2 separate regions of the Homo sapiens genome follow, and region 2 is linked to region 1. A link is a contact called in ENCODE Hi-C data. All regions are on one chromosome and are shown on one strand. Each heading gives the region's core, a stretch centred on a gene start or an enhancer-like site at or near the end of the contact. The rest is flanking DNA. Distances are from core to core; before and after follow the strand shown.

Region 1 (5,883 bases), core at 1,458-3,957:
CCAAAGTAGAACTTCTATGTAAAAGAAATAACAACAAAACACCTCTCAGAACTTTCAGATCATTGTTTTGCCCCTTACAACAGTGATTCTTCAAGTGTGTTCCCTGGACCAGCAGCACTGGTATCTCTTGAGAACTTATTAGAAATGCAAATTATCAGAAATGTGAATTATCTGGCCCCACCCAGACCTAACGAATCAAGAACTCTGAGGATGTGACCGAGCAATCTGTGTTTTAAGAAGTCCTGCTCCTAGTTATATGCAAGTCACAGAGGACTAGTATTGTAGCCAGCCACACCATCATGCCTTTCTGAGGTTAGTATAATTTAGGCCAGCAGTTTTTCAAAGGTAACTTCAGGTGCAGAGTTTGGGTCTGAGATGATAAGAAGATTTAAGGAAAGTCTGATTTATGCAAATGGTAACTGTACATGGCTTCGTCTTTCATTGGTTAACAATTTCATTCACCAGACATTTTCTGAACACATATTATGTACCAAACATTATACTTAATTTTTTTCTTAGCTCTCTATTTATTATGTGGCTCTGCTCTTTACAAATGACATGACACATTTTAAAAATATTTTAAAAAGGAATATTCTGATGTTGCTCTTCAGACCTAGAAGATAACTTTGTTTTCAAAGATCTATTTTCTTTTTCCTCTCCCTTATTTTATTTCATTGTCTTTTTCCTTCAATAAAGTGCCAGAGAAGACAATGGAGGCTAATATGTTGATTCATTTTCCTTGTGAATAAGAAGGTCTTATTGAAAACTCTCCATGAAAAGCATGTCTTTGTTTAACTGCAATCCCACAATAACCTGGAAACCTTGAAGAGGCAATTCTAGCTTGAAAGCTGAAACATCTTACTGCTTGCCAAAAGCAAGAAGGACCTGCACTTTGGGATTTGGGGAAATTTTATGTATTTGGAGGAACATTCCCTTGATTATATCTTCTTCAGAGACCAGAAACAAGGCATTTAGAAACAGCTGTGCAATAGGAAGCTATTGGAGTAGATCCTTCATGTTCCTTTAATTGGTCCAACACAAATTTTTCTGAGAGGAAGACTTCAGAGCAGTGGTTAGAACATCTGAGCTGAGCTGCAAGTGTTTCTTTAGTTTATGTCACAGTCGTTTCCCCATATTCTCTGATAGACAGTTGATTTGGGGGAAATAAATTGAAGAACTTTTGTGCAGCATCTTCTTTCTCTGTATCCCTATATTATTTTCTGCTTCCTCTCTCTGAAAATCTCAGTGCTTTTAAGAAAAAAAAAAATAACCCAATGAAGTTGATACAGTCTATGGTGAACGTCATCTACTATGTTTCCCTCCCAGGCTGCCAGCCTCATTTATTGAAATACTTTAACATTGTTGTTATTTATTAAATTAATGTAATGAGTTTTATAAGAAAAAATTTTAATAGGGAAATTTTCATTTTATAAGGAAATTACCTGGGGAATATAATATTTAACACAGAAAAGCATAAAAATAGTCAACATGTGATATCACCATTGATGGATGCAGGAGGTATTTTGATTTTAGAGTGAGGGGATGGTAGTTTTCTGGCTGTCCCCAAAGTCACATTAAAGAGAATGACAATATAAAGAAAAATACAGATCTGATAGTTCATATGTTATTACTAAATAAAAAATCATTTTATTTCTCTAGATATCAATTTCATCTGAAAATAATATTAACTTTAACAAATCCTTATTATGCACTGTTCTAAGCATTTATCAATTATGAAGTAATTAAGTTTATGTTACAACCCTATAACAATTAATGTGTCAACTTGACTGAGCCACAGGGTGCCCAGACATTTGACCAAACATTATTCTGGGTGTGTCTGTGAGGGTGTTTCTGGATGAGATTAACATTTGAATCAGTAGACTGAATAAAGCAGATTGCAGTCCTTCATGAGAGTGGACCTAATCCAGGACTTCAAGACCTGGATACTAAAGGCTGAATGAGGTGGAATTTTTTTCTGCTTAACTGCCTTGAGCTGGGACATTTGTATTTTTCAGCCTTCTGACTAGGATTGAAACATCCACTCTTCTTGACTTTCAAGCCTGCTGACTTTTGGACTGGAACTCACACCATTGTCTTTTCTGGTTCTCAGGCCTTCAAACTCAAACTGGTACTACACATTGGATCTCCTGGGTTTTTAGCTTGGTGATTGCCGATCTCAGGCAATTCTAATAATGTAAGGCAATTCCTTATAATAAATCTTGTGCATATACGTATACACAAACACACACAACACATTCTGTTGGTTCTGTTTCTCTGGAGAACTCTAATACTAACCCTATGTTGTAGTTACTATTGATATCTTCATTTTAAAGATAGAGAAACACACACTAAGAAGTTAAATAATTTTTCTTTGGTGGTTTAAATGTATGTTCAAAGATTCTTTGACATTCTTCTGAAGAGGTCAAGCTTAATTCCTCTCCTTGATTTTGGGCTGGACATAATAATTAAATTCTAATGAATGATATAGGGCAGAGGCGATAGTCATACTTCTTAAGACTAAGTTGTAAAAACATAATGGCTTTTATCTTGAGCACCCTCTCTCCATTTCTCTCTGCCTTTCTCTCTCTTTCTCAGGTCCCTTGCAGCAGAAAAAGCCAGCTACTATGTCTGTAAGCAGCTCTACAAAAACAACTACGCAGTGAGGAACTGAAACCTCCTGCCAACAGCCACAGCAGTTAGCTTGGATTCTCAGGCCTGATCCTGAGCCAAAACCAGCTAGCTAAGCCTCTCCTAGATTCCTCACTTTCAGATGTGATGTGTGATAAATGTTTGTTGTTTTAAGCTGCCAACTTCAGGATAATTTGTTACATAGCAATAGATAACAAATGCATTTGCCAAAGGTTACACAGGAACCAGGACCCAAGCCCAAGCCCAAGCAGTGTTCTGCAAAGTCAATGATTTTACCCAGTACCTCCTGTTGTCTCTCTTGATGACACAGTGTCACAGACCACAAACCTACCATTACTATCCCCATCCCAAAGTAACCCTGATATCACAGGAAGCCATGACCTTCATAGTTCCACAACTAGGTTTTACGGATCTTTAGGAATAAAATAAATAAATAAATAAAAGAAATGGCATTTCTTGTCTTCGGCCTCCAAAAGTGCTGGGATTACAGGCTTGAGCCACCACGCCCGGCCCCCAATAGGTAGTTTTTTGATCCTCTCTCTCCTCCCTCCATCGACCTTCAAGTAGGTTCCAGTGTCTGTTTTTTCCCTTTCCTGTGTCCATGTATTCTCAATGTTTAGCTACTACTTACAGGTGACAACATATGGTGTTTTGTCTTCTGTTCCTATGTCAGTTCACTTAGGATGATGGCTTCCAGCTTTATCCAAGTTGCTGCAAAACAACATGATCTCATTCTTTCTTATGGTTATATAGTATCCCATAGTATATATGTACCACATTTTCTTTATCTAGTCTAGTATTGATGGGCATTCAGGTTGATTTCATGTATTTGCTATTGTGAATAGTGCTGCAATGAACATATGTGTGTATGTGTCTTTATGGTAGCGTGATTTTATATTCCTTTGGGTATATACCCATTAATAGGGTTGCTGGGTCAAATGGTAAATCTGTCTTAATTTATTTGAAAAATGACCAAATTGCAGCTGGGCGTGGTGGCTCAAGCCTGTAATGCAGCCGGCACTTTGGGAGGCTGAGGTGGGCAGATCATGAGGTCAGGAAATAGAGACCATCCTGGCCAACATGTTGAAACCCCATCTCCACTAAAAATACAAAAATTAGCTGGGTGTGGTGGCATGTGCTGGTAATCCTGGCAACTCCGGAGGCTGAGGCAGGAGAATCGCTTGAACCTGGGAGGCAAAGGGTGCAGTGAGTCAAGATCACGCCACTGCACTCCAGCCTGATGACAGAGTGAGACTCCATCTCAAAATAAAATAAAATAAAATAAATAAAATAAAATAACCGAACTGCTTTTCACAATGGCTGACCTAATTCACATTTTCACCAGTAGCGTATAAATGTTCCCTATGACAATTTGATCTCCGAGGAAGCTGACAAAAACAAACAATTGGGAAAGGACTCCTTATTCAACAAATGATGCTGGAATAACTGGCTAGCCATATGCAGAAGATTGAAACTGGACCTTTCCTTAGAGTGATACAAAAATCAATTCAGGATGAAGTAAAGACTTAAATGAAAAACCTAAAACTATAAAAACTCTGCATGATAACCTAGAAAATACCATTCATTTTTTCTTCTTTGTTGATGGACCTCAGAGATGTTCTCATCAAACCTCACTTAACACAAGAGAGATTCAGGCTCTGTTCTGCCTCAGCCCAAGAGACTGACTGAGAGTTGAATGCTTGTCATTTTACTTTTCTTATTAAAAATAATATTTTGGGAGACACAATCTGACTAATTGAAGTCTCTGCTTAATTGAGATCTAATTTAATAACTTTCTGATATTTTCAAAGAGTAATGACGTGTGACATAACAGTGCCCACTTCCCCAGAGGCACTGCTTATGACAGTATAATAAGGTTCATGATGAATTGCTATTCCCCAAATGTGCCTTGCTTCTCACCTCCAGGCTTTTCATAGGCAGCTTCCACTGCCTGGAAAACCACTTCTCCCCTGGCATTCTCTCCCACTCTATCTTAAATTTAGCCACCTCCATTTTCTTCTTCAAGACTCAGCTACATGGTCAATATCTTCTAAGGAAGCTTCTTGCTGTCATTTTACCAACAGTTATCCCTTGGGCTTCAACAGCAATTTACATAGCATAATGTAGAATAAAGAATGTGTTTTGGAAACAAGTAAACCTTGATTTTAGTCAAGCTTGTTATATATATTAGCTTTGTGTTCTTGGGTAATTTTTCCAACCCCTCTCTCTATACCTTGATCTTCTAACTATCAAATGAAGATAATATAATTGTGAAGATTAAATGATTATATCATTGAGAATGATTCCTGCATAGGTCTTAAGTATATATTAGCTATTATTTATAATGTTTTAAGTACATGTAACAGTCAATTCAAAACTTTCAAAACACTCTCTGTTTTAGAATAAATATTTTTTGAATGAACATATGTATTCATGTTATTTTTGTCCTCACAGCAGTGATGGCTGACTGTGAAAGAATGAGAGAAATTCTTACTTATTTCTCCCTATTTGCTCTCCATTTAAAATATAACCCCAAATGAATTAGCTACACTTGTTTTTTATCCAAATCATCTTGCTAACTTTTTTTGAAATTGTAACTATTTTTTATTGTAAATACTTTTTATATTTATATATTTATTTTTTATTATATTTTAAGTTCTGGGATACATGTCCAGAACTTGCAGGTTTGTTACATAGGTATACATGTGCCATAGTGGTTTGTTGCACCCATCAACCTGTCATCTACATTAGGTATTTCTCCTAATGCTATCCTTCCCCCTTCCCCCTTCCCCCAACCCTTGACAGGCCCTAGTGTGTGATATTCCCATCCCTGTGTCCACGTGTTCTCATTGTTCAGTTCCCATTTATGAGTGAGAACATGTGGTATTTGGTTTTCTGTTCTCGTGTTAGTTTGCTGAGAATGATGGTTTCCAGCTTCATCCATGTTCTTGCAAAGGATGTGAACTCATCCTTTTTTATGGCTGCATAGTATTTCCACTGTGTATGTGTGCCACATTTTCTTTATCCAGTCTATCATTGATGGGCATTTGCGTTGGTTCCACATGTTTGCTATTGTGAACAGTGCTGCAATAAACATACATGTGAATGTGTCTTTATAGTAGAATGATTTATAATCCTTTGGGTATATACACAGTAATGGGATTGCTGGGTCAAATAGTATTTCTAGTTCTAGATCCTTGAGGAATCGCCACACTGTCTTCCACAATGGTTGAA
Region 2 (5,883 bases), core at 1,105-3,604, 54 kb before region 1:
CATTCACAATTGCTTCAAAGAGAATAAAATACCTAGGAATCCAACTTACAAGGGACGTGAAGGACCTCTTCAAGGAGAACTACAGACCACTGCTCAATGAAATAAAAGAGGATACAAACAAATGGAAGAACATTCCATGCTCATGGGTAGGAAGAATCAATATCGTGAAAATGGCCATACTGCCTAAGGTAATTTATAGATTCAATGCCATACCCATCAAGCTACCAATGACTTTCTTTACAGAATTGGAAAAAACTACTTTAAAGTTCATATGGAACCAAAAAAGAGCCCACAATGCCAAGTCAATTCTAAGCCAAAAGAACAAAGCTGGAGGTATCATGCTACCTGACTTCAAACTATACTACAAGGCTACAGTAACCAAAACAGCATGGTACTGGATCAATGCATTTTTAACTGAGAGTTATCCATTTACTTTTCTGTACAATCATATGGTTGCTTTAAGGTTTAAATAAGTTAATTCATTCAAAGCACTTACACTGAGACTTGGCCTCACCTGTTGGAAGTTTAGCTATTAGCATTTTTGCTCCTGTTATTTCTATATTGTTATTTACAATAAACCAAATAATAAAAAATGCTTCCTAATTAATGCAAATTTTGAGTTCTCTTAATGAATCTCTTCTTATTCAAATACCCTAGCTAACTAGTATGAATCTGAATGTCTGGTTGGAATTTGTTGCACTTAAACACACAACATTTTTTTATCTGTAGGTTTTTGCAAATTTTATGCTGCATAAACGAATCTGTCTATTTATTCCTGAGTTATATTCTCCTGAAAAGATTTATTTCCTTCTTCTTTGTCCATCCATAAATGTCTCCTTTCTTTGCCATAGCCCCTCTCATTACTCATTACATCCACCAGGCTATATTAAAAAGACCCTATACTGGTAACATTCTATGAGAAGAATCTTCCTGCTTTTGTAAACATAGCTCCCCTCCACATATGTATTCACACATACAATATCAAAATTATTTTATACACAGTTTTATATCCCCCTGAAGGGAAATTATTGTTAACATTATAAGTATTCTGTTTATTTTACCTAGTTTCTGAAGATATAATTTATATTAGCTATGTAACATTTCATCATATCAATCCTAAAAATGATTTGAACAATTTCTATTGGGATATTTAAGATGACTATAGTTTTTCTTTGTTATTAGTAATGTTGTGACAAATAACTTTGTGTATAATTCATTTTGGACAAACTAAGCAAAGGGATATGAGTTATTTTAAGGCTCCTAATCTATAATGCCAATGTAACCATTATTAAAATATGTACTTAATAAATATTTGTTATTTCCATTGTTACCTCATTTCTACCCTTGCATACACTTCTGGGTTTATTGTCAAACAAAATTGGGGGACCTAATTACAAACCAGCAAATTTGCCTCATACAGGATTAAAATAAGGACCTTAAAAGGATCATTTTAAGGCAATTTAGGCAAATTATCTTGACTTCTGATTCAATTTGTTGTAGGTTATCTGAAGCTAGGGAATAAGAAAATAGACTAAGTTCAATCTACAGAAGTATTACTCATAGTATCATAAGATATATTGAAACAAATTATTTCTTGTTCTTTAGTAATTCTAATACATGGAAGGTGTCCTTTAACTTTAAATAATTTAGTCCTCTATTGCAGGTGCTCAATTTAGGTTCTATTCCCTTGTCTGACATGTGTTTTGAGGTAGCTTTTGTCTTGTTTCTGGCTGGATTCTGAGAAATGCTGGCATAGCCATATACATTTAGGAGGACCCTCAAATGAATTGTAACTACCCATTATAGGACCATAACAAAACAGTACAAACACACCAGTTGTCTGGGCAGCCATGAAACTTACTTGATCTAACTCCAGATGTTTCCTGTATCCCATGAAACAACCTCTCAGAGAAGAGCGTATTTCCAAAAATCGTTCTGTGTTTAAAATTTAGGTGCTAAACATAGACATTCAGTGAAAATGTAAAAATCAAAGTTCAATTACTCATCCCAGTTGCCCCCTGCAGATGTATCTCTTTGCCAGATGTCAAACAGATTACTGATTACTATGGTGGCTTTTCAAAGCCTCTCTTCCTCTTCTGCTTTTCTTAGACTCTGATACACTTCCTTTCTCTTTATTTCTGGCAGCTGCATTTATGACATCTTGAACCCGGCTTTGAGAGGTTAAAAGATGGGTCTCGTTTACTTTTCTTTCTGTCTTTCTTCATACCAAATTGCTTGCGGCTGACATGAGGGAGGAAAAATAAAAGGCCAGCGACCAGGTTGTCTTCTTGCCTTTGCCTAAGTCCCATCAACATCCCCAAGCCTGGGAAAACATGACCCTGGCTTGAGACACAATGATTTTTGCTTCCGCTGTCTGGAAGCCACAAAACCCACACCCACTTCCTCTCCAGGCAAAATCATCTCATTTTCAAACCTCATATCACTATGGGAAATAGCAAATCAGATTTTTGGAAAGGCCAAACTTTTAAGATTGAGTTTCAGTTGATGACTAATGACAGCCCTTTTTTCCCGTTGCTTTTCTCTCACAGGAACTAGGATAAGCACTTTTTATCCTTATCTAACACCATAGACTACAGACTACATCCACTTATCTCCTCTTTCATCCTAGATCTGCTTTATACACTATTTATACTTTGCATTGAAACACTATGCCTGAAACCAATAGATTATCAATATACTTTTTCTCAGGATAGTGCGCTGCAATGCATGATTGCCTTCAAAATGTAGAAAAATAACATATATCCAAAGTAGTAAAGGTGATGCCATTCCACTTGTAATTTTAGGTTGCATGAAGCGGCAACCTACTATACTTTTTTATCCTATTTTATTTTTATTTTTATTTTATTTCATTTTTTTGAGATGGAGTCTCAGTCTGTCACCAGTCTGGCATGCAGTGGCACAATCTCGGCTCACTGCAACCTCTGCCCCCCGGGTCCAAGCCATTCTCCTGCCTCAGCCTCCCAAGTAGCTGGGACTACAGCTGGTACCACCATGCCCACCTAATCTTTGTAATTTTAGTAGAGACAGGTTTTCACCATGTTGGCCAGGATGGTCTCCATCTCTTGACCTCGTGATCTGCCTGCCTCGGTCTCCCAAAGTGCTGGGATTACAGGCGTGAGCCACCATGCCCGGCCTATACTTGTATTTTTATTATTTAAATTTATTTACCCTTTTGCTTTTACTTGCTTTTTATTTAACCTGCATTATGGTGGCAACAGAGAAAAAGGTGGAGCCCAAACATTTACAGAAGTTTCTTCAAAAGTAGAATCTGAAGGTATTAGCCATCATGTTTATGGAATTTAGAACTTTCTGCTCAAGTTCTCTCATGATTTCTTTCTTCAGTAGATTAACATTCAACTGATTTTTAGCAAAGTGAAGATCAGGGCTGGCTTTAAACAAACATAGATAGATGTGAGCTGTGAGATTGGTCAGAGTACTTAGGGAATCAAATTTCCTGAAATATTTTTCACTCCGACTTCTGGGTAGCTCACCACATATATTAGACAAGAAGAATGATACCATAAATACTTCTGACTCTTGCTGTTTAAAGAACTGAGATTTTCCTTGGGCATTTTTCTACCTTTAGTAACATAGGGCTGGGTAGTGAAGCCATCATTGATTATAATGATCAATGCAGATATTCTAATCGAGTGTTCCTAGCTTCCCAATAACTATTGCCAGATTTGATGCTTGTATTGATAAAATTAAATGGGAGATGTTTATTTCTTTAATTTGTTTTTTATCTTGACTTTATAATATGAGATTTCCTGGATGAATGGAGTGAATTCAGGGACATATATTTAGCTTCTAAATTTCATTTTTCACCAGTCATCTAACCCAACTATGTTCTCCTTCTACCCATTACTTGAAAGTCTATTCAGACACTGAATTTTCTCCTGCTCTGTTTTGTTACAAACACTTCTTTCTGTAATTACTACCCTTCTCTGTTTATGTTCACATGATATTTTCCCATATGGAGAGGGTGAAGGAAACAATCTTTTACTTAAAATAAATGAGTAGATTATATTTGAGATTGTAATGTTTTATTCTCTGCAGATTCATTTCACAAAAACATTGATATTTGAGTAGGGAAATAATCCATTGGATACTTCTTCCTACCTGAGCCCTGTTTGTTAGCTGATGTAAAATGTTACTGTGGTCAATTCAATTTTAATTGGTTCAGGCAACTGGGTTTCCAATGTTTTCCAGAAGAGATTAATCTCTGTGCTCAGTGATTCTTTTTTTGCAAGAAATGTTTTCATAATATGTGTGTGTTCAGTATTCATGAATAATACCTTTTAACTTCTCTCCTGTGATATTTACATATCATACACTTCAGATGATGTTAGGTGGTTTTCTTATTCTCCTTCCTCATTGGCTTACAAGCTATGTATACCTAGCTCTTTCTCTATTTGGAAGTCAATTCCTGAAGATATTCCAGTTGTTATTGTTTGGCTTCTTTCTGACTTAATAACACAGTTCTCCAAACTTACTTTAGTAGAAATACTCCATTTCTTACAATAGGCTTTTAAGTCTGACTTGAATTGCTGTAGTAAGTGACCGTATGCTGTGGAGTTATGTACTCTTTACTAGAAATACAACTTAATTTTTGCTACTCTAATGAAATTTAAAATCTATAAGGAGCCCAATGAGCAGCTTGCCCAGTGGTAAGAATTTGGATGTAGAAATGAACAAATGGACTATTAGTGAGGATGAATTCTATCTTTCAAATTAACCACTTCTCACTAAGGTTCTTTCGAAGATTTGCTAAGCTAAATATTTCTTATCAAATAAGATTGTGATTTAAATTATAAGTGGCTTGAGGTGGAAAGTCTTAGTTTTGTTTGTTTGTTTGTTTTTTGACACAGTCTCACTCTGTCGCCCAGGCTGGAGTGCAGTGGTGCCATCTCGGCTCACTGCCAACCTCTGCCACTCGGGTTCAAGTGATTCTCTTGCCTCAGTCTCCCAAGTAGCTAGGACTACAAGTGCACGCCACCACATGTGGCTAATTTTTTTGTATTTTTAGTAGCGATGGGGTTTCACCATGTTGGCCAGGCTATTCTTGAACTCCTGACCTCAAGTGATCCACCTGCCTCCGCCTCCAAAAGTGCTGAGCCACCATGCACAGCCGGAAAGTCTTAGTTTTCACTTGCATCTTACCTCAGAAATAGATTCTAAAATGAATGTTTAGAGAGACAACTTAATCCAAAATTTCCATTGAAAGTGACGTACATTATCTATAACTCACAAACATTATTAAGAATCAGGAAAAGGTCTTAAAATGACTTGTCATAGGTTTGCTAAAATGCGTTGAATGTATCTATTGTATGATTGCTATATAATGTAATTCCTATTCTTAAGTGACTTCCAACGAAGAACACATGGCTTAATTTGTGTGTTAGATATGCATAATATATTACATAACTCTACTTATTTTGTAACCCACATAACAATTAGCACAGGCAGAAGATTTAAAAGTCAGTGCACAGTGAACACATTCTTCTCACTGTGTCAGTGTGTTTGCAGTAATGTGTTAAGATGGATTCTCTGTAGACCTTGGTCTTTGAATGACTACAGTAAGAAGGATCTCCTTGCTAACATATGCTGGACATTTAACATGACTGAGAAATACATTATGTATTAAGCCACTGAAACTTGTTTTGTTACTTTAGCATCACATGGTGTATCCTGATTAACAAAATATTGTATTAAATCTCTTCTTTCTTATCAAATTTTCCACTTCCTAGCCTCAAAAGATGGCCTGCTTCTTATTTCATTGAGAAAACAGTAGCACTTAGAAGATCACTAATTCCACAAACCCACCTTCAAAAATACTCATATGTTCTGTATTATTTTCTATTA

Evidence for each region. Hi-C counts contacts between places; a loop is a spot of excess contacts on that map. Pooled maps may share reads with other maps.
Region 2: a map of OCI-LY7 shows a loop between it and region 1 (2.6-fold over the local background). The contact joins two enhancer-like sites. A Hi-C loop is called at or near these places in 4 of 168 maps with a recorded cell type or tissue (OCI-LY7, PC-9, left ventricle myocardium superior and 1 more) and 2 of 50 pooled maps.

The regions. Positions count from the first base shown.
Region 1 is chr4:19,672,420-19,678,302 of GRCh38, reverse strand. The region is part of intron 2 of LOC105374511 (a long non-coding RNA gene); the gene reads right to left. Among named protein-coding and RNA genes, the nearest start is that of LINC02438, 220 kb to the right of the region's middle. Within about 2 kb of position 2,707, at least 2 of the 41 ENCODE cell types and tissues checked have a DNase peak (open chromatin) inside an H3K27ac peak, as active enhancers do; they include OCI-LY7, where a contact is called at or near this core.
Region 2 is chr4:19,726,555-19,732,437 of GRCh38, reverse strand. The region is part of intron 2 of LOC105374511 (a long non-coding RNA gene); the gene reads right to left. Among named protein-coding and RNA genes, the nearest start is that of LINC02438, 270 kb to the right of the region's middle. Within about 2 kb of position 2,354, at least 3 of the 41 ENCODE cell types and tissues checked have a DNase peak (open chromatin) inside an H3K27ac peak, as active enhancers do; they include OCI-LY7, where a contact is called at or near this core.